Regions from separate parts of the Homo sapiens genome. Here region 1 is linked to region 2. Evidence: chromatin loops called from intact Hi-C (ENCODE). Cell type or tissue: mammary epithelial cell. All regions are shown on one strand. Each heading gives the region's core, and the rest is flanking DNA. Links, peaks and the distances in the headings are about the cores only.

Region 1 (15,309 bases), core at 3,772-11,771, 910 kb before region 2:
AAAATGTAAGACTTCAATTTCAGTAACAGTACATTTATGAAAATGTGACATAATTTATGCACATAATTAAAAGCTCAGTGGAATTTTTATTTAAAGATTTATTCACAAGGGCCGGGCGCAGTGGCTCGCGCCTGTAATCCCAGCACTTTGGGAGGCCGAGGCGTGCGGATCACGAGGTCAGGAGATGGAGATCATCCTGGCTAACAAGGTGAAACCCCTTCTCTACTAAAAATGCAAAAAAAATAGCTGGGCATGGTGGCGGGCGCCTGTAGTCCCAGCTAGTCAGGAGGCTGAGGCGGGAGAATGGCGTGAACCCGGGAGGCGGAGCTTGCAGTGAGCCGAGATTGCGCCACTGCAGTCCAGCCTGGGAGACAGAGCAAGACTCCGTCTCAAAAAAAAAAAAAAAAAAAAAGATGTATTCACAAATAATTTTTGTGAAAATAATTTTGATACTTTGTAAATGGAAACAAATACAGTATAAGCACTCAGGGAATTTATTCCCAATGACTTTCATTTGTTCTGTCACCAGGTAAATTCTACCCTAGAATTTGTGAATTCTAATTTCACTTAGCAATGTTTTTCAAAGGCTGAGATGCTTATTTCAAAAAAGGGTCCCACAACATATAAATTTGGGGAACACCTCATGTGATTTACCGTATTAAAGTTTCTAAGAGAGTTTCTTTTCTTTTCTTTTCTTTTCCTTTCTTTTCTTTTCTTTTTTCTTTTCTTATCTTTTCTTTTTCTTTTTTTTTTTTTGACAGGGTTTCAGCTCTGTTGCCCAGACTGGAGTGCAGTGGCATGAACATGGCTCACTGCAGCCTTGACCTCCTAGGCTCAAGCAGTCCTCCCAACTCAGCCTCCTGAGTAGCTGGGACCACATACACATGCCACCACACCCAGCTAATATTTAAAATATTTTGTAGAGTTAGGGTCTCACAATGCTGTTCAAGCTGGTCTTGAACTAGGATCCTAGGCTCAAACAATCCTCCTGTTTCAGCCTCCCAAAGTGCTGAGAGTATAGGTGTGAGCTACTACGCCTGGCCAAAGGTTCTAAGAGAGTTTCTGTAATAATGAAGTCTGTTTAACTTTGTGTAACCAAGCATTTTCCAAATTTATATGATCCTTAAAGTTTAAGGGAAGAGCCTCTTCCATTAGAGGCTGGACTTAGGGTCACCCCTGGTGGATAAAGCATGAACCTTGAGGAAGACCACAAAAAAACAAACTACCGGGGACTGCAGAGGCCTGCAGGACAGGCTGGGGGGTGGTGGCATTGGTTTCCGAAGACTCTGGTTCTCAATGCTCACCATGTTTTCTGCTCTGAAGAATCTTGAACGGCAGATTCAACATTTGGTTGAACAGATTCAGGCCGAAGAAAATGTGAAAACTTTAGAGAAGCAGGTTAATAAAAGAAAGGGAGAATGATATAAAGGATGAGGAATCAAGGTACAATCAAGAACTGACTTCTCAGTTGTTAGGCACAGAAAACAAATGTAACTCTTTAGAAAAACAATTGGAATACATGAGAAATAAGGCATGCAGAAATAGAGAAACAGGCTTTATAGGATAGAGAATGATAAGATGGCCAGACATAAGTTCTGTGCTCTACCAGGTTGAAGAGTGCCTCCTCCCCAAAGATTCCCGTCCAGTCAGAACCTTAGAATGTGACTTTACTGAGAAATAGTCTTTACAGATCTAGGTAGTTGAGGTGAGGACATATTGGATAATGGTGGGCCCTAAATCCAATGACTAGTGTCCTTATAAGAGGGAGATACAGACACACAGAGGGAAAAAGTCCACGTGATGACAAAGGCTGAGATTGCAGTGACAGAGTGATAAACCAAGGACTGTCGGCAACCACCAGAAGATGAGAGGGAGGCACGAGACAGATTCTCCAATACAGCCTCCAATGAAAACCAATCCTAACACCCTCTTCAATTCAGACTTCTAGCCTCCAGAACTGTGAGAGCATACATTTCTGTTGTTTTAAGCCACCAATTTTGTGGAATTTATTATGGCAGCCCAAGGAAACGAATACAAGGGCTAACTTTAAAAACTGGATCTTCAAAAAAAAAAAAAACAAAACAGAGAATAACAGGCATTAGTGAAGATGTGGAGAAAATGGAACCCTTATGCACTGCTGGTAGGAATATAAAACAGTGTAACCACTGTGCAAAATGGTGTGGCAATTCTTCAAAAACATGTACATAAGATTACTATGTGATCCAGCACTTCAGGTATATACTCAAAACAACTGAAAGCAGGGATTCAAACAGGTGTTTGTACAACCATGTCATAGCAGCATAATTCATAATAGCCAAAAGATGAAAGCAACCCAAGTGTCCATGGATGGACGAATGGATAAGAAGCCTTAAAAAGGAAGGAAATGCTGATGCATGCTGCAACACAGATGAACCCTGAAGACAGTATGCTAAGTGAAATAAGCCAGTCACAAAAAGACAAATACTCTATGATTCCATTTATATGAGGTAGTACCCAGAGTTGTCAAATTCATAGAGACAGGAAGTGGAATGGCAGTTACCAGGGACTAGATGGAGGGGAATATGGGGAGTTATTGTTTAGTGGGTATAGAGTTTCAGTTTTGCAAGATAAAAAATTTTAGAGATGGGTGGTGGTGATAGTTGTACAACAGAGTGAATTCATTTAGCACCACGGGACTGTACACTTAAAAATGGTTAAGGCCAGATGTGGTGGTTCATGCTTGTAATCTCAGCACTTTGGGGGGCTGAGACAGGTGGGTGGCTTGAGCCCAGGAGTTCAAGACCAGCCTGGGCAACACAGTAAGACTCCGTCTCTACAAAAACGTGTAAAAATTAGCTGGACACAGTAGTACATGCCTGTAATCCCAGCTACTTGGGAAACTGAGGCAGGAGGATCTATTGCACCCAAGAGTTTGAGACTGCAGTGAGCTATGATTGCACTACTGCATTCCAACCTGGGTGACAGAATAAGACCCTGTCTCTAAAAACAAAACAAAACCAAAATGGTTAAGATGGTAAATTTTATGTTATGTGTATTTTACCACAATTAAAAAAAATGGATCTTCTTGAACAGGAATGTAACACACTTACCACGATGCAAGCCCTTACAGAAAAAAAAAAAAAAAGAGTTGGAAGCAAAACTTCATGAAGAACAAGAAGAAAAAAAAATGTACGCAGCCTAAGAGACCCCAGTTGCAGACTATACTAGAAACAAATAGACCAAAGATAAGGCAGTTCCTTATGTTGCCAGTGCAAGAAGTAATGTTAAAAAAAAAAAGGTCAAACCATTCAGAAAAGTTCCCTATCCTAATGATGCCATAATAATCAATGTTCAACAAGTTTTGCATTAACAATTGAGCCCAGTGCAACAATGAGTAATCAGCAATATACCTTTGCCCAACCAACTATTTTCATAAGGTGGTAAAAACAAGAACTTACTAGTAACATTTCTTTTCAACAGCAGCATTGATGAGGAGTTGTGAGAAGTTTTATAGATTGTATAGATGAATTTGGCAAATGCATTTTGATCTGCAGCAGCTGGGAAACTTACCCAGGAGTCCAACTGCTGAACTGAAGACTTAGTACTCAAATTGGTGTGTTAGTGAGAAGAATGGAGGCAAAAGCCAATCAAATAACCGAAGTTCAAAAAGATCAAGTCTGGTTTCTAACAGAAGATAGAGAAGCAGCAGAAGGAACTAAGGGCCACTAAAGAGTCTCACAGTAGCCGCCATTCCTCTCTAATCACAGAGACCACAAATAAGGACTCTGCCAAGTGGAGATTTGGAGAAAAAAACAGAAAAAGCCTTTACTTACTGAAGGACATAAAGATCATACAGAATGCATTACAAAACAATAGTTTGGGTTGAGATTACTGACTGGTACCAGGTCAGATATTTGATTCAGATAAGCTGTACCGCACTAATACGACATTGACAATTTACTTTCCAGTTTTCATATGCTCTTCGGTTGGAATTAAAAACAGGTGTTAAAGGGCACAAGCTGCATTCCTCAGGCTGCTTCTGTTACTCAGCACAATTAAAAATCAATTTAAATGGAAACCAGGGGCATTTTTAAGAGCTAAGAAGCCACTCCTAGTCTTTTTTTGTTTGAGTGATGTTGCGGTGCTGATGTATTATGCTTTGTAAAACAAATTAGCTATTTTTAAAAAATAGTTCTTCTTATGACTAAGTAAAACTAGATTTATTTAGATTATCAAAATAAAAAGGAATCCAACGGGCTAGGCGCTGTGGGGTCACGCCTGTAATCCCAGCACTTTGGGAGCCTGAGGCAGGCAAATCACTTGAGGTGAGGAGTTTGAAACCAGCCTGGCCAGCATGGTGAAACTTCGTCTCTACTAAAAAAAATAATAATAAACAAAAAAAGGAATCCAAAGAAAGAAATAATTTTAATTATTATTTCAGAGTACTTTCAGGTCTGCCTGGCCTGTCTTTACTTCTTTTTCTAGTCTGTCTTTCTCATTGTTTCTACTTTAGTCCAAATCAGTCTTAGAAAGCTAAGGCACTTTCCACTTCTATCACCTAGGTTTTTTAAACGGTATTCCAAAAAGTTAATTAAAATATGTATTTATAGAGTGTGGGCTGTGGCTTTCTCTGGTATGAGTTAAATGCTACTCAACCACAAACGCAACAGTTCCAATCAGGGACATTGAAGTAGATTTTGAAAGGCAGTCTTTTTTTTCCATGCATTGTTACAACTGTGTCTAACATTTTTATAGCTAAAAAGCTGTCCCGTCTTACATATTCATCAAGATGTCCAGCAGCAAAAGAGAATGGGTCACGGTGGATCCAGTACAAGGGTCACTGTTACAAGTCTGATCAGGCATTGCACAGTTTTTCAGAGGCCAAAAAATTGTGTTCAAAACATGGTGAGTTAAAATTTGTTGATTTTCTTATGACTCAATAATTTTTAGAAATGTTTCTTAAGGATATAATTTGAAGCAATGATTGTATTTTTGAAAATATTTTTAAAGCACTTTCCATTTCTAATAGCGCTATAAACTAATTGCCCAGTGGTAGGGAAATGGTTAAGTATCTGATGACATAGGAACTCAATGAAATATTGGAATAGCCATTAAAAACGCCTGTAATCCCAGCACTTTGGGAGGCCAAGGCGGGCAGATCATGAGGTCAAGAGATCAAGACCATCCTGGCCAACATGGTGAAACCCTATCTCTACTAAAAATACAAAAATTAGCTGGGTGTGGTCGCACACACCTGTAGTCCCAGCTACTCGGGAGGCTGAGGCAGGAGAATCGCTTGAACCCAGGAGGCGGAGGTTGCAGTGAGCTGAGATGGCACCACTGCACTCCAGCCTGGGTGACAGAGCAAGACTCTATCTCAAAAAAAAATTATCAATGTTAATAATAAGTACATGGAAAATAATAAGTTGGAAGAAGTAGAATTTTAAAGTGGTGGCTGGGTGCGGTGGCTCACGCCTATAATCCCAGCACTTTGGGAGGCCGAGGTGGGAGGATCACTTGAGGTTAGCCATTAAAGACTAGCGTGACCAACATGGCGAGCCCTCGTCTCTACTAAAAATACAAAACTTAGCTGGGCGTGGTGGCGTGCACCTGTAATCCCAGCTACTTGGGAAGCTGAGGCAGGAGAATCACATGAACCAGGGAGGTGGAGGTTGCAGTGAGCCAAGACTGTGCCACTGCGCTCCAGCCTGGGCGACAGAGCAAGACTCCATCTCAAAAATAAATAAATAAATAAAATAAATAATAAAAATAATAATAAATGTAAAATAATAAAATAAAAGTGGCTAAGTGAACTGCTAAGTAAAAATACTGACAAATGATTGGAAACGGTTTTACCTATAGCTAGATATGCTTAGAAAAAGGAATTAAGAGGTAAAATTTTTGTAAAGTTAGCTAAGTAGTAAATAAAAATTATAGTTGTTCCATTGCTTAGTTATTAATACATAAGCTTAGCCTCACCAGGGTAACAAATCAAAGTAGTATGGTTGTCCATCCGTTCTGCAATAGGATTGGCCACATCCTCTGACCACCATAAAGGGCAGTGCTTTTTGCCTTCAGATTTAGCTATTTTAGAAAGAGTAGCAATGATTGGCTCTTTCCCGTGACAAATTTGATCCATAGTCAAACTGTAAAATGACTTCTAGGGGAACTACCTAGAGTATTTCAAAGACCAAAACTTGTTTACCTGCTTCCTTGGGTAGCAAATTAGCCAGGTAGATGGATGGCATTTATCTAATTTATTCTGATAACCGTTGTGGAGACACTTGACTGATTGAAAAATCTTGTAGTTACCGGGAACTTTTGTGTGGGAACCATTCGGTTTTATACCTGAATACACATGATGGAAACTGTTGTAAGATATATGTATGTTTTGAAAGTCATAAACCTTTTTCTCCTAAAGGAGAAAACAGAATGGTTTACTGTAAAACTAATATGTAGGTTAAGCACTTAAGACTTGGAGGCATGAGGGTCTGGGTTCAAATCCCAGTTCCCACATATCCTAGCTAAGTGGCATTGGGAGGTTACACAACTCTTTCTCTTTTCTCATCTGAACAGTCAGAGAGGTCTCAGGGGTAGGCAGTTCCAGGGCCAAAAAAATATTGCCAGATAAATATTTTGAAGAAACACAAAATTTCTTTATACGTGTTTGGAAGTAATTTTTTTGAAGTACTTATAAAATTTTGACCTAAATACCAGTTTTTAAAAACTGTCTCTGTGTAAGGCTTGAATTTATCAATGATCTTGTTAATAATATATGTATTTTTCAAATGGCTAGTTGAGAATAAACTACTTCTCTAGTTTCCATAAAGCTAATTGAGAATGTGTTTTCTTTCAACAGATCACTCTGCAACTATCGTTTCCATAAAAGATGAAGATGAGAATAAATTTGTGAGCAGACTGATGAGGGAAAATAATAACATTACCATGAGAGTTTGGCTTGGATTATCTCAACATTCTGTTGGTAAGTGAAATAATTGTATGTGTAGTGTGCAAAGAGAGTTCTAACTCATCCTAAATAACAAGTCGTCCTTGCTAAAGAATGTTAAGTAGTGGCTAATTCAGATGCCTCTTCTGGATAAATAAGCTAGGTCGCTGGCTGTTCTGGATGGTTATAAATTTTGAATGAATCCATGAGTTAACTTAGCAATGACGGAAACCACTAATGACACAGAAAATCCTGTTAAATAAAGTGGAATCTTTCTAGAGGCTTATTTCTGGGATCCTTGGATCAACATCAGGACATTTTCTTCTCCACAGGAATGTCTGTGTCCCCACAAGGAACCCATGCCTGCCTTCTCTTAGAGTTCTAGTGCCTGTCACCGCATGGATTTGCAGCTTATAACTTCGTTATTCAGAAAGTTATCTTCTTGTTATTCCCTTCTCTCTAAGAATATTTTTACCACTGGTTAAAATTATGTCTTAATAGTAATCTTTAAAAACTGTCTTAGTGTTAGGTTGGTGTGAAAGTAATTGCAGCTTTTGCCATTACTTTTGCGCCAACCTATAAAATTGCAGATAATTGATTCAAAGAAAATTTGTGGAAGGATTTTTTAATACGAAATAGTAGATACAGGGTTTAGGTGAACTTGGAATTGGTAGAAATAAGAGTACAAATATGACAGAAGATAAGGTTTTTCACATTTTATGCAAAGTTGAATTTTAAATTATTAAAATGTGAATTTTAAAATGTTAAGTACTTGTCAAAAAATAAAAGGATTCCAAGTTGTCCATCTAAATGAATCCTAAATCGTGTTTACACTGTCACCACAAGGTGGTGCCACTTCAGCTGGAAAGCAAAAATGGAGTCCTGGTGGTGGTGTGGGAGAAAGGTGGGGATGGAGATTCCTGCACCCTTCCTCTTCCACCAGCATATCTTTAATGATATGACTTTTTACAATTAGAGTAGGGGAAGGATATGGGTCCTTAGAAATCTCTCCCTCACAAAATAAATGTGCAAGCATTCTGCACTTTAACGGAAACACCACATTCTCTATCTGTGTTGTCCAATAGAACTTTCTACAAAGACAGAAATGTTCTATATCTGCACTGTCCAATATAGTAGTCACTGGCCACATGTGGCTCTTGAGCACTTGAAATGTGACTAGTGCAACTGAAGAACTGATTTTATTTTTTTCATTTTTAATGCATTTTATTTTAACAAGTGGCTCTCATATTGGACAGCACAGTTCTGATGAGTTACATGAACCCATGCTTGTAACTTACTAGTTTAGTGGCAGTAGACATAGTTGTATTTAATTTCTTTCTTCAGACCAGTCTTGGAGTTGGTTAGATGGATCAGAAGTGACATTTGTCAAATGGGAAAATAAAAGTAAGAGTGGTGTTGGAAGATGTAGCATGTTGATAGCTTCAAATGAAACTTGGAAAAAAGTTGAATGTGAACATGGTTTTGGAAGAGTTGTCTGCAAAGTGCCTCTGGGTAAGTATGGAACCTGTCCTTAGGAGACTTTTTGCAGAACAGTCAGGAAATAAATGTACAATCCAATTATGTACAAAATTCTGTATTTAGTCTTGAAGTATTTAGTCCTTAAAGTATATCCAACTATCTTGATTAAGTCATAGAGATTTCCCCCTGAAAAATAGATTACAAGGGACGATAACTGCACAAGATGTCCAGGACTCCAGTCTACATTTTATATAATTCTTTCCTAAGAAAAACAGAAGTTGCCAGGGTATTAGGGAAGTAATTTCTTTTAAAATGTTCTTGAGATGTATTTTATTCTATAGTTTGATTATATAAAAGCTTAAAGGTCTATTTCTGCAGTTAATTTGCTTCCTTTCTTCCTAATCCCATAAAACTCATGGTTAATTTTAAAACAATGCAAAACTGGATTTAGTTATTGAAAACATTCAGGGTATCTATAAAAAATCATAATTTGAACTTACATTTCATTATGAATTGATACATAAAATTACCATTAAAATGTTATATTAACTTCATTTCTGGAGAAAGAGCTCCAAATTTTTCACAGTAACATTTTTAAAGATCTTGCATAAAACTTTTGCTTCTTGTATATAAATATTAAAGATAAAACCTCAATTCTAGGTAATCAGTATCCATGTATACACACACTGAGACAGTAAATAGAGTGTCTACTATATGCCATGCCCTGTTTTGCACACTGGGATGCACCTGAGAACAAGACAGATAAGGTACCTGTTCTCACAGAGATTACAATCTGGTGAAGAAAGATAAGTAAACAGGTCAATTTTTTAAAGAGAGGAAAATATCAAATAGTTATAAACTCTATGTGATGGAGACTCAGTGGATAGCTACTCTAGATTAGGAAACCAGGGAAGAAGCCTAGAAGCAGGAGACACCGAAGCTAAGATCTAAAAAATCAAGCCAAGCAAACTTCAAGGGAAAGGGCATAACAGACAGAGGTACCAGTTGGAGCAAAGAGCCTAAGGCAGAACAAGTTGGCTGAGCGCTCAGGGAAGAACTGAAAGGTAGGCAGGTGCTAGACATACAGAGCTTTGGAAGCAAGGCTTGAGTTCTGGTTTTATTCTGAGTGGAATGGAAAGCAACTGGAAGATTTGGGGGGTTGGGTGGGAGCAGAGTTAGGGTGTTGCAAATCAAAAGTTCTACGTTGGCCATTTTGAGTTATCCATAGAGGGACGAGATGTGTAGTGTGCATAGCAATGGTATTTAAAGTCATGGAACAGAGCGAATCCATCTGGGCAGTATGCAGATAAGGGTCTTGGAACAGCAGCTGCACTAAATGAACTCATCTGAGAGACTTAAATCATTTTGAAGCAAATAACACTTTATTTAGCCCCAGGTAAGTCAAAAACAAAAATTTATAGCTTTTAGCAATTTGCTATCAAAGTAGGATAATATACAAGTAGTGATGTTCCCAAATTGGTGTTAGGAAGGGGGAATGTGAGAATAATCATAGCGCATTAATGTCTTTGGAAGAAAATTCCTATCACAATGAAGAGGATTTGAATGAATAGGAAAACACTTACATTTGAAAAGAAATCACTTAAGTGTTTCTTTTGATCTGACGATGAGTTTGAATTCTATGTTAGCGCTATGAAACAATCAGATTTATTATGTCTGTATACAGCTTACAGGTTTACATGTGTGACACAACCCATAATGTATAAAATCAATAATGATCACTTTTGTATTCTCTCCTCCAACATCAAACCTTTTCCTGTTCCAGGCCCTGATTACACAGCAATAGCTATCATAGTTGCCACACTAAGTATCTTAGTTCTCATGGGCGGACTGATTTGGTTCCTCTTCCAAAGGCACCGTTTGCACCTGGCGGGTTTCTCATCAGTTCGATATGCACAAGGAGTGAATGAAGATGAGATTATGCTTCCTTCTTTCCATGACTAAATTCTTCTAAAAGTTTTCTAATTTGCACTAATGTGTTATGAGAAATTAGTCACTTAAAATGTCCCAGTGTCAGTATTTACTCTGCTCCAAAGTAGAACTCTTAAATACTTTTTCAGTTGTTTAGATCTTAGGCATGTGCTGGTATCCACAGTTAATTCCCTGCTAAATGCCATGTTTATCACCCTAATTAATAGAATGGAGGGGACTCCAAAGCTGGAACTGAAGTCCAAATTGTTTGTACAGTAATATGTTTAATGTTCATTTTCTCTGTATGAATGTGATTGGTAACTAGGATATGTATATTTTAATAGAATTTTTAACAAAACTTCTTAGAAAATTAAAATAGGCATATTACTAGGTGACATGTCTACTTTTTAATTTTTAAGAGCATCCGGCCAAATGCAAAATTAGTACCTCAAAGTAAAAATTGAACTGTAAACTCTATCAGCATTGTTTCAAAATAGTCATTTTTAGCACTGGGGAAAAATAAACAATAAGACATGCTTACTTTTTAATTTTTATTTTTTTGAGACTGAGTCTCTCTCTGTTGCCCAGGCTGGAGTACAATGGCGTGATCTCGGCTCACTGCAAATCTCCGCCTCCCAGGTTCAAGCGATTCTCCTGCCTCAGCCTCCTGAGTAGCTGGGATTACAGGCAACTGCCACCATGCCCGGCTAATTTTTGTATTTTTAGTAGAGATGGGGTTTCACCATGTTGGCCAGGCTGGTCTCGAACTCGTGACCGCAGGTGATCCTCCCGCCTCGGCCTCCCAAAGTGCTGGGATTACAGGCATGAGCCACCGCGCCTGGCCTCTGCTTACTTTTTATATAGCAAAATGATTCCTCTTGGCAAGATGTTTCTTATATTATTCCAAAGTTATTTCATACCATTATTATGTAAATATGAAGAGTTTTTTTCTGTTTATAATTGTTTATAAAACAATGACTTTTAAAGATTTAGTGCTTAACATTTTCCCAAGTGTGGGAACATTATTTTTAGATTGAGTAGGTACCTTGTAGCAGTGTGCTTTGCATTTTCTGATGTATTACATGACTGTTTCTTTTGTAAAGAGAATCAACTAGGTATTTAAGACTGATAATTTTACAATTTATATGCTTCACATAGCATGTCAACTTTTGACTAAGAATTTTGTTTTACTTTTTTAACATGTGTTAAACAGAGAAAGGGTCCATGAAGGAAAGTGTATGAGTTGCATTTGTAAAAATGAGACTTTTTCAGTGGAACTCTAAACCTTGTGATGACTACTAACAAATGTAAAATTATGAGTGATTAAGAAAACATTGCTTTGTGGTTATCACTTTAAGTTTTGACACCTAGATTATAGTCTTAGTAATAGCATCCACTGGAAAAGGTGAAAATGTTTTATTCGGCATTTAACTTACATTTGTACTTTATTTTTGTATAAAATCCATAGATTTATTTTACATTTAGAGTATTTACACTATGATAAAGTTGTAAATAATTTTCTAAGACAGTTTTTATATAGTCTACAGTTGTCCTGATTTCTTATTGAATTTGTTAGACTAGTTCTCTTGTCCTGTGATCTGTGTACAATTTTAGTCACTAAGACTTTCCTCCAAGAACTAAGCCAACTTGATGTGAAAAGCACAGCTGTATATAATGGTGATGTCATAATAAAGTTGTTTTATCTTTTAAGTAAAAGTAAAAGTGCTGGAGTTGATCCTTCTTGAAAAAAAAAATCTCTAGATTGGGTTTTTTATGTTAGGCATATAGTACAAGAAATAAATTGACCACCTATTGTAAAGCGAGGCATTTGCTAAGAGATTTTGTGTGCATTTTTTAGAGAATAAATAGGCGGGTAGTGGCTCACACCCGTAATCCCTCTTGACACTTTGGGAGGCCAAGGCAGGGGGATCATTTGAGCCCAGGAATTCAAGTTCAGCATGGGCAACAAAGCAAGACCCCATTTCTAAAAAAAAATAAAATAATTAGCCAGGTGTGGTGGCACCCATGTGTAGTGCCAGCTACTCAAGAAGCCAAGGCAGGAGGATCCCATGAGCCCAGGAGTTTGAGGCTACAGTGAGCTATGAACGTGCCACTGAACTCCAGTCTGGGTGACAGAGCAAGACCCTGTTTTGAAAAACAAGTCGATATTGATCCAATTGCTGAATACTGGAAAGGCAAAGTCAGATAAAACTGGATTCTCGGAATTAGGAAACCAATGACCATCTTAGCCAATGCAAATGTAGCAGAGTAGTGAAGCCAGAATCCAGATGGAAGTGAGTTTAAAAGTGAAAGGGAAGGCCAGGTGTGGCATCTCGTGCCTGTAATCCCAGCACTTTGGGAATCCGAGGTGGGTGGATCACCTGAGGTCAGGAGTTTGAGACCAGCCTGGCCAAATGGTGAAACCCCATCTCTACTAAAAATACAAAAAAAAAAAAAAAAAAAAAAAAAAATTAGCCCGGTGTGGTGGTGCATGCTTGTAATCCCAGCTACTTGGGAAGCTGAGGCGGGAGACTCTCTTGAACCCAGGAGGCAGAGGCTGCAGTGAGCTGAGATCGTACCATTGCATTCCAGCCTGGGTGACAGAGCAAGACTCTGTCTCAAAAAAAAAAAAAAAAAAAAAAAAAAAATTGAAAGGGAAATTAGGAGATGAGGAACATGAGATTTCGAGAAGTATGATGGAGACAGAAAGGAAAGGGGCTGGGCCATAGCCAGAGGGGAAAGAAGGGTTGAAAAAGGGTTTTTTTCTAAAGGGGAGAGAAAGAGGTTCACAAGTTTAGAAGCTGAGATGAAAAAAACAAAAACAAAAACAAAAATAATGGACAGAGAGAAGTTGATGATGCAGTGGGGAGAGGGAATCATTAATGGAAGATCTTGGAGAAGATAAAATGAGAGGGGCAGTCCTAAGCAGAAAGAGGAACTGGTTTGGGTGGGCTGGAGAAGCATGCCTTCCTCTCTGAGACCACAAGAGAAGAACTGCAGATAAGCATTTGAAGATGTTTGTCTATATGTAATGGCACCTGTTTTCTTGTGTACTAGAAGGCAAGGTCTGCTGAGAAAGATGGGTAGCAGATGGGGTCTTTTAAAAAGTTTTTTAATTTTTTAGAGACAGGGTCTGTCTCAGTTGCCCAGGCTGGAATGCAGTGGTGCAACTCTAGCTCACTGCAGTCTCGACCTCCAACATTAACTTTTTTTTTTCCCTAGAGACAGGTGATTTCAATGTTACCTAGGCTGCTCTCAAACTCCTGGGCTCAAGTGATCCTCCCACTTCAGCCTCCCAAGTGTTGGGATTACAGGTGTGAGCCACCATACCCAGCCTGGGATCTTAGCTTGAAAAGAGTAATAAATTTGAAAGACTCAATGAGAGAAATAGGAGAGGACAGTGACTAAGGTAAAATCAAATACAAGGATTGCAGAAGAGGCATAGAAGGCCCAGATGAAATTAAAAGCCATATTGTTTATAGTGACAGCCATCGGGAGAACTGATTGATTTCCTCCACCTGTCCTCAGTTAACTTCAGTAAAGTTGAGGAAAAAGAGAGCACGGGCCAGGCGAGGTGGCTCATGCCTGTAATCCCAGCACTTTGGGAGGCCAAGGCGGGCAGATCACTTGAGGTCAGGAGTTCAAGACCAGCCTGGCCAACATGGTGAAACCCCACCTCTACTAAAAATAGAAAAAACTTAGCCAGGTGTGGTGATACACGCCTGTAATCCTAGCTACTCGGGAGGCTGAGGCAGGAGAATTGCTTGAACCTATAAAGTGGAGGTTGAGGTGAGCTGAGATAGCGCGACTGCACTCCAGCCTGGGGGACAGAGTGAGACTCCGTCTAAAAAAAAAAAAAAGCATGAAGAAGAAAGCGGAGACCACAGATTCCGAGTTGGCCAGGTGAGCACACCAGGGGAACAAGGGGACAGAGGATGTGGTATTTCGGCTGGGTGGAGAAGGGAGAAATAAAAGGCTGAGAAAAATGCAGGCAAGGGACTGAAGTCTGGCATGAGCCAAAAGAGGATGTAAGTTGGAGACAGAGTGAAGGAAAATTAAGGGTATGAGGTGTAACTGGAGAGTAAATGGGAGAGCGAAATATAACAGTACCCACATACAGGCAATAAGTAGTCTATTTCATCAGATTAGCATCAAAAATGAGGCAGTGTGCACCAGAGTTAACAATAAAATAATATAATTTTCTTTAGTACAAATGACTTAAAATGACAGTGTTAAAATGGGTTTTGCCTTAATTAGATTGATTCATTAGGATGTCAATTCTATTGTAAATATAAAAATATTTGAAAAGTAGCTTAACACAAAACCACATTGATAAAATATACTTTGGTGCCTGAGGTGGGGGTGGAAGAGATAACTTTCACAATTACATGATTGCTTAGAACTGTTCATTTTACTTCTGTAGTTAGGAGGGCAAAAGGGTCCAGAATCAAGATGTGTCAATATTCCAATATAGAGTATCTTTGGAAGGATTTGCTCTGGTCTGGAGTTTGGTATATAATAAACTCAGTATTGGCAGCCTGAGAAGAAAAATGGAAGTAAATAAGTTAAGCAAGACCTTAATACTTTGGCAAAGGGGCAGAACCTGGAATAGGTGGGAGAGTCCAGCAGAGGAGCTGGGCTCTGGTTCATTTGTTGGCATTCTCTGTGAGCCCACGGGGGAATCACATCCCTTCTTTGGGTCACTCAATTTCCTTACTAGTACCACTTCTAACACTCTATGACTCTCCTTATAGACCCCTTGGGTCAAATTTCCTTGGTGTAACCACTCTGGATTATCAGAAGTGTGGAAAGGGTTAGAAAGAGTTGGAAAGGGTCAGATTTTATTTTTTTAAAAATAGACTAATTTTTGAGCAGTTTTAGATGTATACAAAAAATGTAGCAGAAGGTACAGAGCTCCCATGTACCTCCTTACACATACCCCAGTTTCCCCAATTATTAACATCTTGCATTAGCAG
Region 2 (15,309 bases), core at 6,808-14,807:
AGCATAGCAAAAAAGTTGTTTTCAGACGGGTAAAATCTCAAAAACTTTGCTTTGCATCTTTTTTTTTCTTTTTTTCCCCACGAAGCTTCAGGAATGTGTGTCACTAAAAGAGGGGAATAAATGAAGAAAGAGGAAGCTCTGAGTTTGGAAACAGGAATTACAACAAAAGAAAGAGGCAAATTAAATTTCTATAGTGATGGTGAAGAGATATCCTAGGATGACAAAATGTTGCAACTCTAGAGATCAGTCACTACAAACAGCAACAGAAGGACAGAAGAATCTAGGAGAGTTGTCTCCATCAAAAAGAAGAAACAAAAAACCAAAACCTGCTAGAATACTTGAGGTGCTTGACCATGTTGTCTGGAAGAGAATTGGGGAAGCATAAGAAAATGTATATATATTTTTGAAAGTCCACTCACACATACAAAAAAAAAACAAAACAAGACGAATAAGTAAGCAGTATTTAATTCCAGGAAAAACAAAAAAACAATTTGTCTAGAAAAGAAAATGTAAAAATGATATTGCTTATTTATGAGCAATATTTGCAGCATCCTTATATTTAAACCTTGGATATTCAATTAATACAAAATTGTGATTAAAACACACAGGGTGGGAGAAATATGTGTGGAGGGTTGGGTAGGAGGAGTGGTAGTGAGAGGGTGCTAAATCCTTATCTTCTGTAGTAGGAAGTAAGTTAATAAGGTCTGTCTGAATCTGTTGTTCAGGCTGCTGTAATAGAATACCATATGGTTGTTCTAGAAGACTATGAAAAAGCAATAGAGTACCATAGACAGAGCGGGACGGGCACAGTGGTTTAGGCTTGTAATCCTAGCAGTTTGGGAGGCCAAGGTGGGAGGATCGCTTGAGCCCACGATTTCGAGACCAGCTTGGGCAAGGGAGACCCTGTCTCTACAAAATATTTTAAAAAATTAGCCGGGTGTGGTGGTGCACAGCTGCGTAAGAGGCTGAGGCAGGAGGATCGCTTGAGCCTGGGAAGTCAAGGATATAGTGGGCCGTGATCATGCCATTGCACTCCAGACTCCTGGGTGACAGAGTGAGGCTGTCCCCACTTCCCAAAAAAAAAAAAGATGGCTTAAACAACTAACATTTATTTCTCACAGTTCTGGAGGCTGGAAGTCTGAGATTAGCGTGCCAGCATGGTTGGGTTCTGGTGAAGGTCCTCTTCTGGGTTGCAGACTGGCAGTTTCTTGTGTCTTCACATGGTGGAAGTGGGTTAAGAGCTCTCTGGGGTCCCTTTTACAAGGGCCGTAATTTTATTCATGAGGGCTTACCCTTGTGACCTGATTACCATCACATTGAGGGTTAGGTTTTCAACATATAAACTTTGTGGGGGACACACACAGTCAGTCCACTGCAATGTCTAAAATCGTTTAATCAATAAATACAATAAATAGTAGCATAAACTTATTACTAAAAATAAAGAGTTAAATGTAAAGGGAAAAACAGCTGAGTTAAAAGTTGTCTCTGCCTTTGGGGAGTCTAATTCTGGGGTCAAATATTGCTGTTTTTTTTCTATTGCTGTCATAGTTTTTTGTTTATTATAAGTGTTGTAGTATTAATTGATCTTTCAAACCATGTCTGGGTATTTTTTGACTGCCCAAAATATTTTTATGACCAGAAGAAGTTGTGTATAAGGTGATAGAAAACACATTAAGAGTAATGGTTTCTTTTCTTTCTTTCTTTCTTTCTTTCTTTATTTTTGGAGACAGGATCTCGCTGTCACCCAGGCTGGAGTACAGTGGTGTGATCATGGCTCACTGCAGTCTCAACCTCTGGAGCTCAGGTGATCCTCCTGCGTCAGCCTCATGAGTAGCTGGGACCACAGGCACATGCCACCACACCTGGCCAATTTTTAAATTATTTGTAGAGACAGGGTCTCCTTATGTTTTCTAGGTTGAAGGTTTCCTTAATCTTTCTTGAATAAGGTTGGACCTAAACAAACTAGATATCTTGATGTTAATTGCCTTCTAGTTTTTGTTTGTTTGTTTTGAGACGGAGTTTCACTCTTGTTGCCCAGGCTGGAGTGGAATGGCGTGATCTCAGCTCACTGCAACCTCCACCTCCTGGGTTCAAGCAATTCTCCTGCCTCAGCCTCTTGAGTATCTGGGATTACAAGCATGCACCACGATGCCCGGCTAATTTTGTGTTTTTAGTAGAAACAGTTTTCTCCATGTTAGTCAGGCTGGTCTTGAACTCCTGACCTCAGGTGATCCGCCCACTTCAGCCTCCCAAAGTGCTGGGATTACAGGCATGAGCCACCATGCCCAGGAGTGAATTGCCTGCTGGTTTTATTTATTTATTTAGACAGTGTTGCCCAGGTTAGAGTGCAGTGGCACAATCATAGTTTACTGCAGCCTCAAATTCCTGGGCTCAAGTGATCCACCCACCTCAGCCTCCCAAGTAGCTAGGACTACAGGTCCATGCTGCCATACCTGACGAATTTAAAATTTTTTTTTTAGTGATAAGGTATTTCTATGTTGCCCAGGCTGGTCTCAAACTTCTGGGCTCAAGTGATCCTCCTGCCTTGACCTCCCAAAGTGCTAGTATTACAAGTGTGAGCCACTGAGCCCAGCCCACCTACTAGTTATTAATCATGATTTTCCCTTAATTCAAATACTCAAACAATTCAAATACCTACTTACATTAAGGCATATGTTTTATTATATTATTTAGAAAGCATTTCTATCAGATCAAAACATTTCTAAATGTTTTAAATGTATTAACTTTTTGAAATATTGTTGCTAATAATGTTTATATAGAATCAGATAATTCTGTAATTTAATTTTACTCTTTTATATGACTTTTCTATTACACTGTCTTTTTTTTTGGAGACAGAGTCTCGGTTTGTTGCCCAGGTTGGAGTGCAGTGACACAACCTTGGCTCACTGCAACCTCTGCCTCCCGAGTTCAAGCAATTCTCCTGCCTCAGCCTCCCAAGTAGCTGGGATTACAGGCACATGCCACCATACTCGGCTAAATTTTTATATTTTTAGTAGAGACAAGGTTTCACCCTGTTGGCCAGGCTGGTCTCGAACTCATGACCTCAAGTGATCTGCCTGCCTTGGCTTCCCAAAATGCTGGGATTACAGGTATGAGCCACTGCGCTTGGCCTATTACACTGTCTTAATAGCTATCAAGGAAACAATCCTAGGTTAATACTTTAAAGGTTAATGAATTATTTAGACATATCCTTTAGAGATACTTAGATATATCTTCTTTGATAATTTTCTCTTCCTAATCAGGGTTGAAGTATTAATATCCAGTGTATATATCTTAGTTTGAATTTCTGTAAATTATCTTGATATAAGTAATACTCTTAAACATGTAGTTATGCAGAAAACAATCTGGAGGAATATATGACAAAAAGCTAACTGGATATTTGGGAAATGGAATTGGGGAGGTATTTTTTAAAAGTGTTTTATAGCCTTTGAGTGTTACTTTTGTAATCTGAATATATTTGTATATATGTAAAATAAAAGAAAGAGTTGTATATAGTAGGTTTGGGCTCTATGATTGCATTGATTGATTGATTGAGACAGGGTGTTGCTGTGTTACCCAGGCTAGAGTGCAGCGGCGTGATCATGGCTCACTGCAGTCTTGATCCCACTGGCTCAAGCTCAAGCAATCCTCCCACCTCAGCCTCCTGAGTAGTTGGGACTACAGGCATGTGCCACTGTGCCTGGCTAATTTTTGTGTTTTTTTGTAGAGACAGGGTTTAGCTATGTTGCCCACACTGGTCTTGAACTCCTGGGCTCAAGCAATCTGCCCACCTTGGCCTCCCAAAGTGCTGGGATTACAGGTGTGGGCCACCATGCCCAGCCCTACTTCAGCTCCATCACAAGAGAATTTCACAAGCACAAGCCCGGAAGGATTGCCTGTCAGACTTCACATGACATTCCAAGATTGGGTTTCACCACTTTGACCAAATGACCCTGAAGTGACCAAAGGCAACTGTCCTGTTCTAGATGGTTAAATCCTAGGTGGGGAAAGCATGTTAATGGCGGAGCCAGGAACATCCAAGCTAGGCTAATAGGCAATCACTTCTCAGTCCACAGTCAGCCAAGGTAAATAATGCATGAATGAGCATAGGAAATGGACTTTATAGACTTAAAAAAAACACAAAGAAATTCTTATTATTTATTTTATTTAATACATTGGATACATTTTAGCCAATATTTTTCATCCCCTTTGTTTGTCAGGACTTTTTATGTTAACCAGAAAATACAAATAACAGAGTTTCACATTTTTGCCATTACTCTTCTGACGGGCAGTATCTTCTTTCAGAGTAGCTCTTCTTGCTTGAGATCTTGACTAGATTAGTTCTTTATTCTTCAGTTTCTAGTACAAGCAAGAAGATAATTCTGTCTCATGTTCTCCAGCGTTTACATTACTATTCCAGTCCTTAGTACATATTTAGAGATGCTGCTAATGTATGCATATAATTCTGCAGGTTAGGAGGTTTCTGTAGGTAATTCACAGTGGAGTTAGGAATAGAACCCTTTGAGGCTCTTTGCTCTACAACCACCTCAAATGGCACAGGAAATTAAAAAAAAATTCTTGGGGTCTCTTTTGACAACTCTAGGTCTTTTCTGACTCACCTCCAGTCCATCAGCAAATCTTCCAGTTATCCGTCCAAAATATGTTTCTGGTGGCCTGCTTTTCTCCATCTTTACCCCCACCACCCTGGGACTGGCTCTCAGGAAAGATGTCTGACCAGGACCACTGAAACAGCTTCAAGACTGTTCCTGCTTTTGCTGCTCCAGTCCTTTTGCCACACAACAACCAGAGTGACTTTCCAACCCAGTAGTTTGACCAGGTTCCCCTCCTTTTTATTATTATAATTAATTTTTTTTTTTTTTTAATGATGAGGTCCCACTATTTTGCCCAGGCTGAACCTTAACACATGAGGCTCAAGCAATCCTCCTGCCTCAGCTTCTTGAGTAGCTGAGACTACACCACTGAGCTCAGTATATTATAATTTTTTATTTTTTGGAACGGAGACTTGCTCTGTCGCCCAGGCTGGAGTGCAGTGACATGATCTCGGCTCACTGCAACCTCCGCTTCCTGGGTTCAAGCAATTCTCCTGCTTCAGCCTCCTGAGTAGCTGGGACTACAGGCATGTGCCACCACACCGGGTAATTTTTGTATTTTTGGTAGAGACGGGGTTTCACCATGTTGGCCAGGCTGGTCTTGAACTCCTGACCTCAGGTGATCCGCTGTCCTCGGCCTCCCACAGTGCTAGGATTACAGGCATGATCCACCGCACCTGGCCCGTATTATAATTTTTTATAAGTCAGTTTGTTGAGTTACAATTTACATACAGTAAAATTCACCCTTTGAAGGAGTACAATGCTATAATATTTAACAAATGGCACATCATTGTGTGTGAGTCCCTTTGTAGGCAAACATTTCTCTACTCACATGGGTCTACTTTTGTCCCTATAGTATTACCCTATTCACAGCGTCACATAAATGGAATCGTACACTATGTAGTCTGGTTTCTTTCACTTAGCAGAATGCATTTGAAATTATCATGTTGTTGCATGTATCAGTAGTTCATTCCTCTTTATTGCTAAGTAGTATTCCAGCAACAAACTGTTTATCTACCCAAATCATCAGTTTTTGGCAACCATGATTAAAGCTGCTATAAGCATACAAGTTTACTGGTTTGTTGGGGGTGGAGTTGACATATGTCTTTCTTTCTCTTGGCTAACTACATAGGCATGGGATTGCTGGGTGATACGGTAAATGGATGTTAAACTTTATGAGAAACTCTTTCTGTTACCAAAGTGGCTGTACCATTTGCATTCCCACCAGCAATGCAAATTCCAGTTGCCCTGCATCCTCTCGAGCAGTTGGTACTATCAGGTTTTTAAATTTGAGCCATTCTAATTTTAATTTGCAGTTTCCCAGTGACTAATGATGTTGAGAATCTTTTCATGTGCTTATTTGTTGTTCATATCTTTTCTTTGGCGAAGTGTGCACTTTTATTTTTTTTTGAGACAGTTTCTTGCTCTGTTGCCCAGGCTTGAGTGCAGTGGTACGATCCTGGCTCACCAGCCTCAACCTCTGGGGCTCAAGAGATCCTTCCACCTCAGCCTCTCGACTATCTAGGACTACAGGCATGGGCCACAAGCCCAGTTCCGATGACTGTTTCTTAAACCATGGAACCATGGCCTTTCTGAACTCGTATGTAAACTTCCTCTGTTTATTTCAACTCCACTCAAGGGGCTTGTGCAAATTCTATTTATAAATATTAGAAAAACTGGGATGTGTGTGGTATGGAGTGTGTGTAGAGGGAGGGGTGGGTATGGAAGCCTCCAAATCAGAAACTCTTCATAATTCAGGATCTACCTGCCAAGAAAGGAACACAAAGAGGGCTATAAGAAGCTGCGGAGCCCTGCAAAGCCCTCTGCTTTTTGTGATGTTCTTAACCTCTCTACAAACCTTCCTGTTTCTGTTTTCCTTCTATTTGTTTTATAGCGGATATCTCATGCGTATATCTGTGCCTTTTATTTCTCATCTTTATCTAACTAAAGAGAGATTTTTCTGATCTATGTTTCAGTCTCACCAGCAATTTATGGAGTTTGCTCCTCATAAGTTTTTCCTTTGATCATCGTTCACCCTCAGTTAATTTGCTCAAGTGAAGAGCAAAATCTCAGGAGGAGATTAGCAAGGTGAAGGATAGCATTTAGTTCTATCTAATGAAGTGTTTCTGAATTTGATCATTCACTTCTCACTCAAGGGGAAATTTAGGGTGTAGTAGTAACCTCTTTGATATTTAACAATCTCATTATTTCTCAGTTATTTATGTCTTAAAGGGCTACACTGACTTTAAGTACTGATTATTCTTTTAAACTCTATTTATACACTAAAAACAGAAGTTGGAGGTAAAAAAACAACCACTAATCAGACCGCCTTCTGGTCAGTTCTAAATGTAACTTGCCATCTTACCTTTAGCATTAAAGACACCTTTTCATTTTGGCTTTTATAATGTACACACAGGTATTGCAGTATCCTGTGAGTTGCTTGTTTTTTTTTTTAGGAAGAGGTGACTGCGAAAGTGAAGCCAGGGGGCTCTGCTCAGGCACATGCCACTGGTTCACCTCTCCTGCACAAGTTATTTTCAGAACTGCTGCAAAAAGAGACTGTCATATTTTTCTTTCCACATTGTTTATTTAAAGAGACATGGGAACCATCATGAAGAAGATTCATAGGCCCCAAATGTCAACCCTGCATGTCTGCTTTGTTTTAGTTAATGAAGTTGTGATTTTGGAGTCACCTCTTCCCCCAGTCCTCACCTCTGCCCTGGGAAAATGGCAGGCCCTGAAATTTATAGGAATTCTGACCTAAGGGGCCAGGAAGTGCATGGGACTGGAGAAGGTGGGTAGCAAGGAGTCTGGCCTGTGATGGAGAGCTTTTCCTAGAAGAGAAAATATTACCTGCAGCTCTGGTTTCCACTGCACTGTTTTTAAACACTTAAAGATTTGTTACTCCTCTTGAAATGGCCCCAGGCATGTAGAAGGCACCAGACTTCATTTAAGTCACTTCCCTTCCCTTAACCTGCCATTTTAACTAGAAAAAAAAATCTTGAAGTGATTAGAGAATTTCCAGTTAAAAATTGTAGAGAAGCTGCACATTCTTAGTCCAAAGTTTTCAGAAAAAATGATCACTTTTAGGTTGATATTTACTGTAAAAAATTTTATTTCAAAAGATCAATTTTTGCCAGTTCTATGAAACTAACAGGGACAAGGCTGAAGGCTGAAAGAAGCCTTAGAGTTAGTCATGAAAGCTCTGGATTAAAAACCATTTTTTAAATGGTCTCATTGAGAAATTTTTCAAATAAGAGTCACCCTTGAATGAATGAATGTATGCTGTATCAAATTATCCAGAGACAAAGAAGAGCAGCCATTCTAGCAGAACAAATGCAGCCTGCTTTGTCTGGGGGACAAATCATTCTTGCAGCCAGTTTGGAAATGTCACTTTTAAGTCAATGAGGGTTGTGTTCAAATAAGAGGGGGCTGCAAGACCCTATTATATTCACTGGGATGTGATGTTTTGCCTCTGAATGGTTTCTACAGTGCATGAAAATTCCTTTTTCTTTTAGATGAGGGGGGAGGACTTTTTAATGTCTTAAACTGTTTTCAGGTTTCACAAAGTGCTTCAGTTTTTACATTTAAAGGGCAGACATGATGATCACACTGGAACACCAGTCATCCAGCTACAGAAGTTCTGACTTATTGGACAAGTCTTTTGAACTCTTGACTTGGTGAAAACAGATGACTGGGAAAACAGATTCGTTGGCTCGCATGGTGGAACCTGTATTCTGGAAGTGATCCAGGGCTTACAGTAGTCCAACCAGCCATTTGCTCTGTCTTTTGGTGATATGACACACTGGGGCTCTGTCTATAATGGGATTTATTTGAGCAGCAATGGTGTCCAGTGGAATAGGAAGTTCTGAGGTCTGAGGCGAGATTGAAGAAAACTGATGGGGAAATCAATCCATCGCCAAGAATTGACTAGATTGGCTGGCAACTGTAGGATTTGTAGGTCAAGCAGAAGCAGCTTGGCCCTCTTGGCTCACTATGGCAAACTCTAAATTCCCCAGGGCTGTCAATAAGCTCATGAAATCAATTTGTTTTGTGGCCAGTATTAATTTTTTTATTACCAAAAGAGACTAAATGCTAAGCAACAGTTCAACACCATCGAACTCTTCTTGGCAGGTATAGCAAAACACATAAAATGATTGATGACGTTTTTATATCATTTTGAAGTAGGTATGATTTTTTAAAGGTAAGTTTTTTTTTTTGTTTTAGAGATAGAGTCTCATTCTGTTACCCAGGCTGGAGTGCAGTGGTGCTATCATGGCTCACTGCAGCCTCGACCTCCTGGGCTCAAGCAATCCTCCTGTCTCAGCCTCCCAAATAGCTGGGACTATAGGCATAAGCCACCATGTCCGGCTAAATTTATTTTATTTTATTTTGAGTACAGATGAGGTCTCACTACATTGCCCAGGCTAGGATAAGCTTCTTCATGGAGATAGGAGGATGTAAATCGGACCGTCAGTGCCAAACCATCCTTGCTCAACAACAAGTAAGGCCCTGGCAGCAGAGACCAGCTTAGGGAGAATACAGATGCTAGCTTTAATCTGTGGAAGTCTATCCAGAAATAAACAAGGGATGACACCTTGTACACAATCACAGAAGAAACTTGAAGTTTTTGAATGATCCAAAAGAAATATTCACTTTCAACAAGAAAGCGAGTTTTAAAGGGGCACCAATTGTTTGCATTGTCTTTAAAGGAAGATTAAATTCTCCACTTAACTGCATATCCAGTTTGGTTTTCAGGTAGAGGCAAAGCTTTAAAACTGTGGTGAGCAGTATGTGGCCAGGAGCCTTGCCAGCTTTGGGAAGAACCAGAAAATGCAATTCCATGTTGCCATTTCTCTCTCTCTCTCCTTTTTTTTTTTGAGACAAAGTCTTACTCTGTCACCCAGTCTGGAGTGCAGTGGTGCGATCTCAGCTCATAGAAACCTCCGCCTCCCAGATTCAAGCGATTCTCCTGCCTCAGCCTACCAAGTAGCTGGAATTATAGACACACGCCACCACACTCGGCTAATTTTTGTATTTTTAGTAGAGATAGGGTTTCGCTAAGTTGGCCAGGCTGGTCTCGAACTCCTGACCTCAAGTAATCCAACTGCCCTGGCCTCCCAAAGTGCTGGGATTACAGGCATGAGCCACCCCATAGGGCCGCTGTTTCTCAAATGTGCCTTAAGGTAAACAATCAATGACAAAATACCAGTGCCAAGTTTTTATTCCAAGTCTAACAATAATATCATTAGTAATTATAAAAAGAATATTAAAATAGTACTAACAAAAGCATATATTTTACCAAGTGTCAAGCATTGTGCTAATTGCTTATGTGCATTTACTCTTCAACCATGGGACTAATATTGCTAGCTCCACTTTACAGATGAGAAAACTGAGGCCAAGAAAAGTAAATCTGCCCAAATTTGGAGCATGCTCACTATGTGCTATGCAGTCACTGTTCTAATTGAATGATCATAGATACTGTTATTACCATTATTTTACAGATGCTGAAACAGAGGTTAAACACTTTCCCATGGTCACACGGCTGTTAAGAGTCGAGGTAACATTCAAACCTAGTCACTCCAGTCCTACACTCTGAGCACTTCATGTCTAAATTTGTCTAACCAGTTAAATATACACATTTCTCATGGAATTTGGTAACGGTATTTTTTTTTTTTTTTTGAGATGGAGTCTGGCTCTGTCGCCCAGGCTGGAGTGCAGTGGCACAATCTCTGCTCACTGCAAGCTCCGCCTCCCGGGTTCACGCCATTCTCCTGCTTCAGCCTCCCGAATAGCTGGAACTACAGGCGCCCGCCACCTCGCCCGGGTAATTTTTTTTGTATTTTTAGTAGAGACGGAGTTTCACCGTGTTAGCCAGGATGGTCTCGATTTCCTGACCTCGTGATCCAACCGCCTCGGCCTCCCAAAGTGCTGGGATTACAGGTGTGAGCCACCGCGCCTGGCCGGTAACGGTATTTTTATTTTGAGTTTTTATAAAGTGGGGCCTAAATTGTTTTGCCTACACTGGTCATTCTAACCAAATGGCTGTTTATCACTGCAGCACTTAGTCTCAGGAATGTGCTGCCGCCAACTGGATGCTTGGGCTTTTTTTCTGGTCTATACTACCCTCTAGTGGTTGATAGAAAAATTCGATGATAGGCTATTTAATGACAAAGAGAGAAATAGAATGCTGTCCACTAATGAGGACTCCTTTTAAGCATAAGGGTAAGACATGAACCTGCATGTAATAGTATTTGTACTTTTTGTATCTTTTGATTGAGAAAAATACATAAAGACTAAAAGATTCTATGAATTTAGTACCTCATTTATGTGAACGTGTATTTTTATTTTTATTAATCTCAATAGTATACACATACATAAGAAACAAGGTGATATATATCTTTGTGTGTGTATATATACATATGTGCTATATACATGTGTTATACAATATATGTGTTTTATACATATATATGTATGTATGTATGTATATAACATACACCTTATTTGTTTAGCTATAGACAATGCCTGGAGTGCATTGATGGATTTAGAAGCCCCCAAATTAGACTTCCCTCAAACTTCTTTGGCTAGATTTTCAACAAATACCCACTCCTAAACCATTACAGGCAAGGAGAAATTAACTCAAAATTTTAGATTAATTAGTATATTCTCCTGAATTGGGCATAGTCCCCTGGCCTGAGAGGTGGAGATGTGAAGATAATTGGGATTGTCTTTTTTTTTTTTGAGAGAGTCTCACTGTGTCACCCAGGCTGGAGTGCAGTGGCGCAATCTTGGCTCACTGCAACCTCTGCTTCCTGGGTTCAAGCGAGCTTTGTGCCTCAGCCTCCTGAGCAGCTGGGATTACAGGCTGGTGCTGTCCCCATCACGCCCAGCTAATTTTTGTATTTCAGTTTCACCATGTTGGCCAGGCCAGGCTGGTCTGAAACTTCTGACCTCAAGTGATCTGCCCACCTCGGCCTCCCAAAGTGCTGGGATTACAGGCACGAGCCACCGTGCCCGGCCGGGATGGTCTGGACAAGGAAGAAGTCCTGCTGCAGGGGTGGCTGCAGTCTTACCCGAGTCTCCCTCCTGGGCGACCTCAGGAGGTGGGGGACTGGGGGCAGGCCCATGGGAGCATCCTCCCTGTGCAGGCACTAAGGTGGGCATTACCTGAAGGAAACTGAAAAACAATAGTAAAACTAACTAAAAGGTGGCCTGTGCTTTATTATCACCATCAAACAGTGATTCTAAACAGCAATGATAAACTAATTCTCCCTGAACATTTTTCATTTAAGTTCTAAACAAGGACTTTGCTTTCTTTCCATTTTTAACTATGTATGCTTCCAATTAGCACGTTTTCATTATATATCCTTTCACAAACATTCTGTTCTACGTCATGGAAGTCAATTTGGAGAATTTCCAGTTACGCAGTTGGCCTATGACATATGCAGCTACAAGCATTTGTTTCAGGAGTAAGTTCATGATAAATTGTAACTATCAGACCTCAGATTGGGCACAGTTCTACCATGTATTTCTGAGTCTAAAGTGTACATTTGAAATGATCAGTGATAATACAGTGATAGTAAAGACAAAGAAACAGAGCTTGGGTAACTTTAATTCTGTCATTCTACGTGACTTCACAAACATATTAACAAACAGCCAGAATCAACCTAGAACAGTGTACAGTGAAATTGTTTACTGCAGATGGGTACATAGACTTCAAGAAGACCATTAACTCTGCAAAAACAAAATATAAGGAAATGGACATTTCAAAGAAAAATGTCAGGAGAAACAACAAAAGATGCAGGCCTTACATGGCCAGAAGAAATCAAAAAGACAATTTTGAATGCCTGAGTTATTTTCAGCAAGAACTGGACATTCATTCTAAAATAAAGGATCAAATACGATGAACATTTACTATCACTCAGCCACTTTCTCTGATTTTTGCAAAAGAATAACTTGAGAAGTTTTAACTAAATGCAGAAGAAATTTATCATGAATTTCCTGGTGAGGATACTTGAGGGAATTTTTTTTTCACTGCAGAGATGTTTGAAAACTGCTATAATTCATCCTCAAGAAATTACATGGACTGTATTACAATCTCAGATTGACTTTGACATGGAATTTTTATGAATCAATCTCACCTTGATGCTTAAGTTTTTTCTTAACTATTTGTGTTTCTTAACTATTTGTGTTTTTCTTAACTATTTGTGCTTTTCAAAATTAAAGTAATTAAAATATTATTTGTTTAATATGAATGAAGAAGTTTGATTTTCACAGTTCTTGACAAATTTGTAGAAGGCTTGAAAATAGAAACCATAATCCTATTCATTAGTGCAACAGACCAAATGTACGTATGTGTTTGCCTTCTTTTTTTTTATTTTTGAGACAGAGTCTTGCTTTGTTGCCCAGGCTGGAGGCAGTGGTGTAATCACTGCTCACTGAAGCCTTGACCTCCTGGGCTCAAGTGATCCTTTCACCTCAGCCTCCTGAGTAGCTGGGACTACAGAGGCATACCACCACACCCAGCTATTTTTTTTTTTTTTTAGAGATGGGGTCTCACTATGTTGCCCAGGTTGTTCTCCAACTCCTGGGCTCAAGTGATTCTTCCATCTCGACCTCCTAAAGTGATGGGATTACCTCTGTGAGCCACAATGCCTGGCTTGCCTTTTTTTTTTTTTTTTTTTTACATGATTGTGTTTTAAAGGTATCAATCCATTACATGTTTCCCTTTTTGTCCTGTATACTTTTTTATTAAAAAATTTAAAAATTGACTCGATTATATTGTTGGCTGCTGTGGAGGTTACGATCTTGATGAAATCTTAATAGCAGGGAAGCCAGAGGTGGGGATATTTATGAGGTTTCTGGGGTCTATGTTTAAGGTGGGTCTTTCAATGTCAGGCTTGACTGAGATGGGACAAAGTTCATAATAGTTTAGTATTGGTGAATACAGAGAGGATAGGCTTTTGAAATGAGTCTTCAAACAGTAAACAATCATTTGATAATTTCAGTTGAGCTTGCTATTGCTTTGAGAAGATGCTATTTACCTGTGTTATGTGCTGAATGTTTATGTCCCCCCAATTTCATATGTTAGAGTCCTAGTCCTCAATGTCATGGTACAGTTGACCCTTGAACAATGCAAGAGTTAGGTGCACTGATCCCCCACAAAGTAAAAAAAAAAACTGTGTGTAACTTTCGATTCCCCGAAAACTTAACTACTAGTAGCCTACTGTTAACCAGAAGCTTTACCAATAACATAGTCAATTAACACACACTTTGTGTGTTATGTGTACCATATCCTGTATTCTTAACAATAAAGTAACCTAGAGAAAATAAAATATTATTAAGAAAATCATAAGGGTCCAGGTGTAGTCGGTCATGCCTGTAATCCCAACACTTTGGGAGACTGAGATGGGAGGATCACTTGAGCTCAGGAGTCCAAGACCAGCCTGGGCAACATAGTGAGGCTTTGTCTCTATAAAACATTAAAAAGAAGAAGAAGAAGAAGAAAATCATAACGAAGACAAAAATATTTACCATTCATTAAATGGAAGTGGGGCCAGGTGCGGTGGCTCACACCTGTAATCCCAGCACTTTGGGAAGCTGAGGTGGGTGAATCACGAGGTCAGGAGTTGGAGGCCAGCCTGACCAATGTGGTGAAACCCCGTCTGTACTAAAAATACAAAAATTAGCCAGGTGTGGTGGCATGCACCTGTAATCCCAGCTACTCGGGAGGCTGAGGCAGGAGAATGGCTTGAACCCAGGAGGCAGAGATTGCAGTGAGCCGAGATGGCGCTAGTGCACTCCAGCCTGGGCGATAGAGTGAGACTGTGTTAATAAATAAATAAATAAATAAATAAATAAATAAATAAATGGAAGTGGTTCATCATAAAGGTCTTATTCTTGTGGTCTTCACATCAAGTAAACTCAGGAGATGGAAAAAGGGGGTGGTTGGTCTTGCTGTTTCAGGTAGAGGTGGAGGAAAATCTATGTATATATGGACCTGCCCAGTTCAAACCTATGTTGTTCAAGGGTCAAGTGTATCTGGAGGTGGGGCCCTTGGATGTAATTAGGTTTAGATGAGGTGATGTGGGTGGAGCCCCCATCATGGATAGTGTCCTTATCAGAAGAGTACTACACACCAGAGCTTTCTCTCCATGTACACGCACCGAAGAAAGGCCATGTGAAGACACAATGAGAAGGCAGCAGAGAACCAAATCTACTAGCACCTTGATCTTGAACTTCTCATCATCCAGAGCTGTGAGAAGAAGAAAATCTGTTGTTTAAGCCACCCAGTCTATGGTATTTTGTTATAGCAGCTGGAACAGACTAAGACATCCCGCGGAGAGCAAATTGATAGCCTATTTAGAGAAACTGCTATTTCAGGAAATTCAATTTATCTTCTTGATCAAGAATATTCTGGATGAGTAGTGATGTTAATGCAGACAGTAAGCTGTATGACTGTAGACAGTTTTAGTTCTCAATATAGACAAAGTTCAATAAAAGAAAATGATCACTGTCTGCATTTCTTTTTAGACTATCATTATTATTCACTTCATTTCATGATTCTTTCTTTTTTTTCTTTTTTTGAGACAGAGTTTTGCTCTTGTTGCCCAGGCTGGAATGCAATGGCGCGATCTCGGCTCAATGCAACTTCCACCTTCTGGATTCAAGTGATTCTCATGCCTCAGCTTCCCACATA

The links. Hi-C counts contacts between places; a loop is a spot of excess contacts. Peaks named below come from ENCODE experiments on the same cell type or tissue, not always from the same donor. Only the 100,000 strongest peaks of a DNase experiment are listed, where the experiment ranks them.
Region 1: it touches region 2 in a loop (21-fold over the local background); 14 of 110 quality-filtered maps call a loop at or near these places.

What each region holds. Positions count from the first base shown.
Region 1 is chr2:159,800,101-159,815,409 of GRCh38, reverse strand. It overlaps LY75-CD302 (LY75-CD302 readthrough), which reads left to right. Exons shown (of 38, transcript NM_001198760.1): 31 at 1-5; 32 at 4,735-4,884; 33 at 6,839-6,961. It overlaps LY75 (lymphocyte antigen 75), which reads left to right. Exons shown (of 35, transcript NM_002349.4): 31 at 1-5; 32 at 4,735-4,884; 33 at 6,839-6,961; 34 at 8,270-8,437; 35 at 10,188-12,055. The coding sequence ends at 10,366. It overlaps LOC124906083 (a long non-coding RNA gene), which reads right to left. Exons shown (of 2, transcript XR_007087273.1): 2 at 15,158-15,309. Among named protein-coding and RNA genes, the nearest start is that of CD302, 9.5 kb to the right of the region's middle. In mammary epithelial cell, for the core only: a CTCF peak has its summit at 7,769 (motif pointing right); no DNase peak of the experiment used is centred there.
Region 2 is chr2:158,896,886-158,912,194 of GRCh38, reverse strand. No RefSeq gene overlaps it. Among named protein-coding and RNA genes, the nearest start is that of TANC1, 64 kb to the left of the region's middle. In mammary epithelial cell, for the core only: a CTCF peak has its summit at 10,753 (motif pointing left); a DNase peak (open chromatin) is centred at 10,734.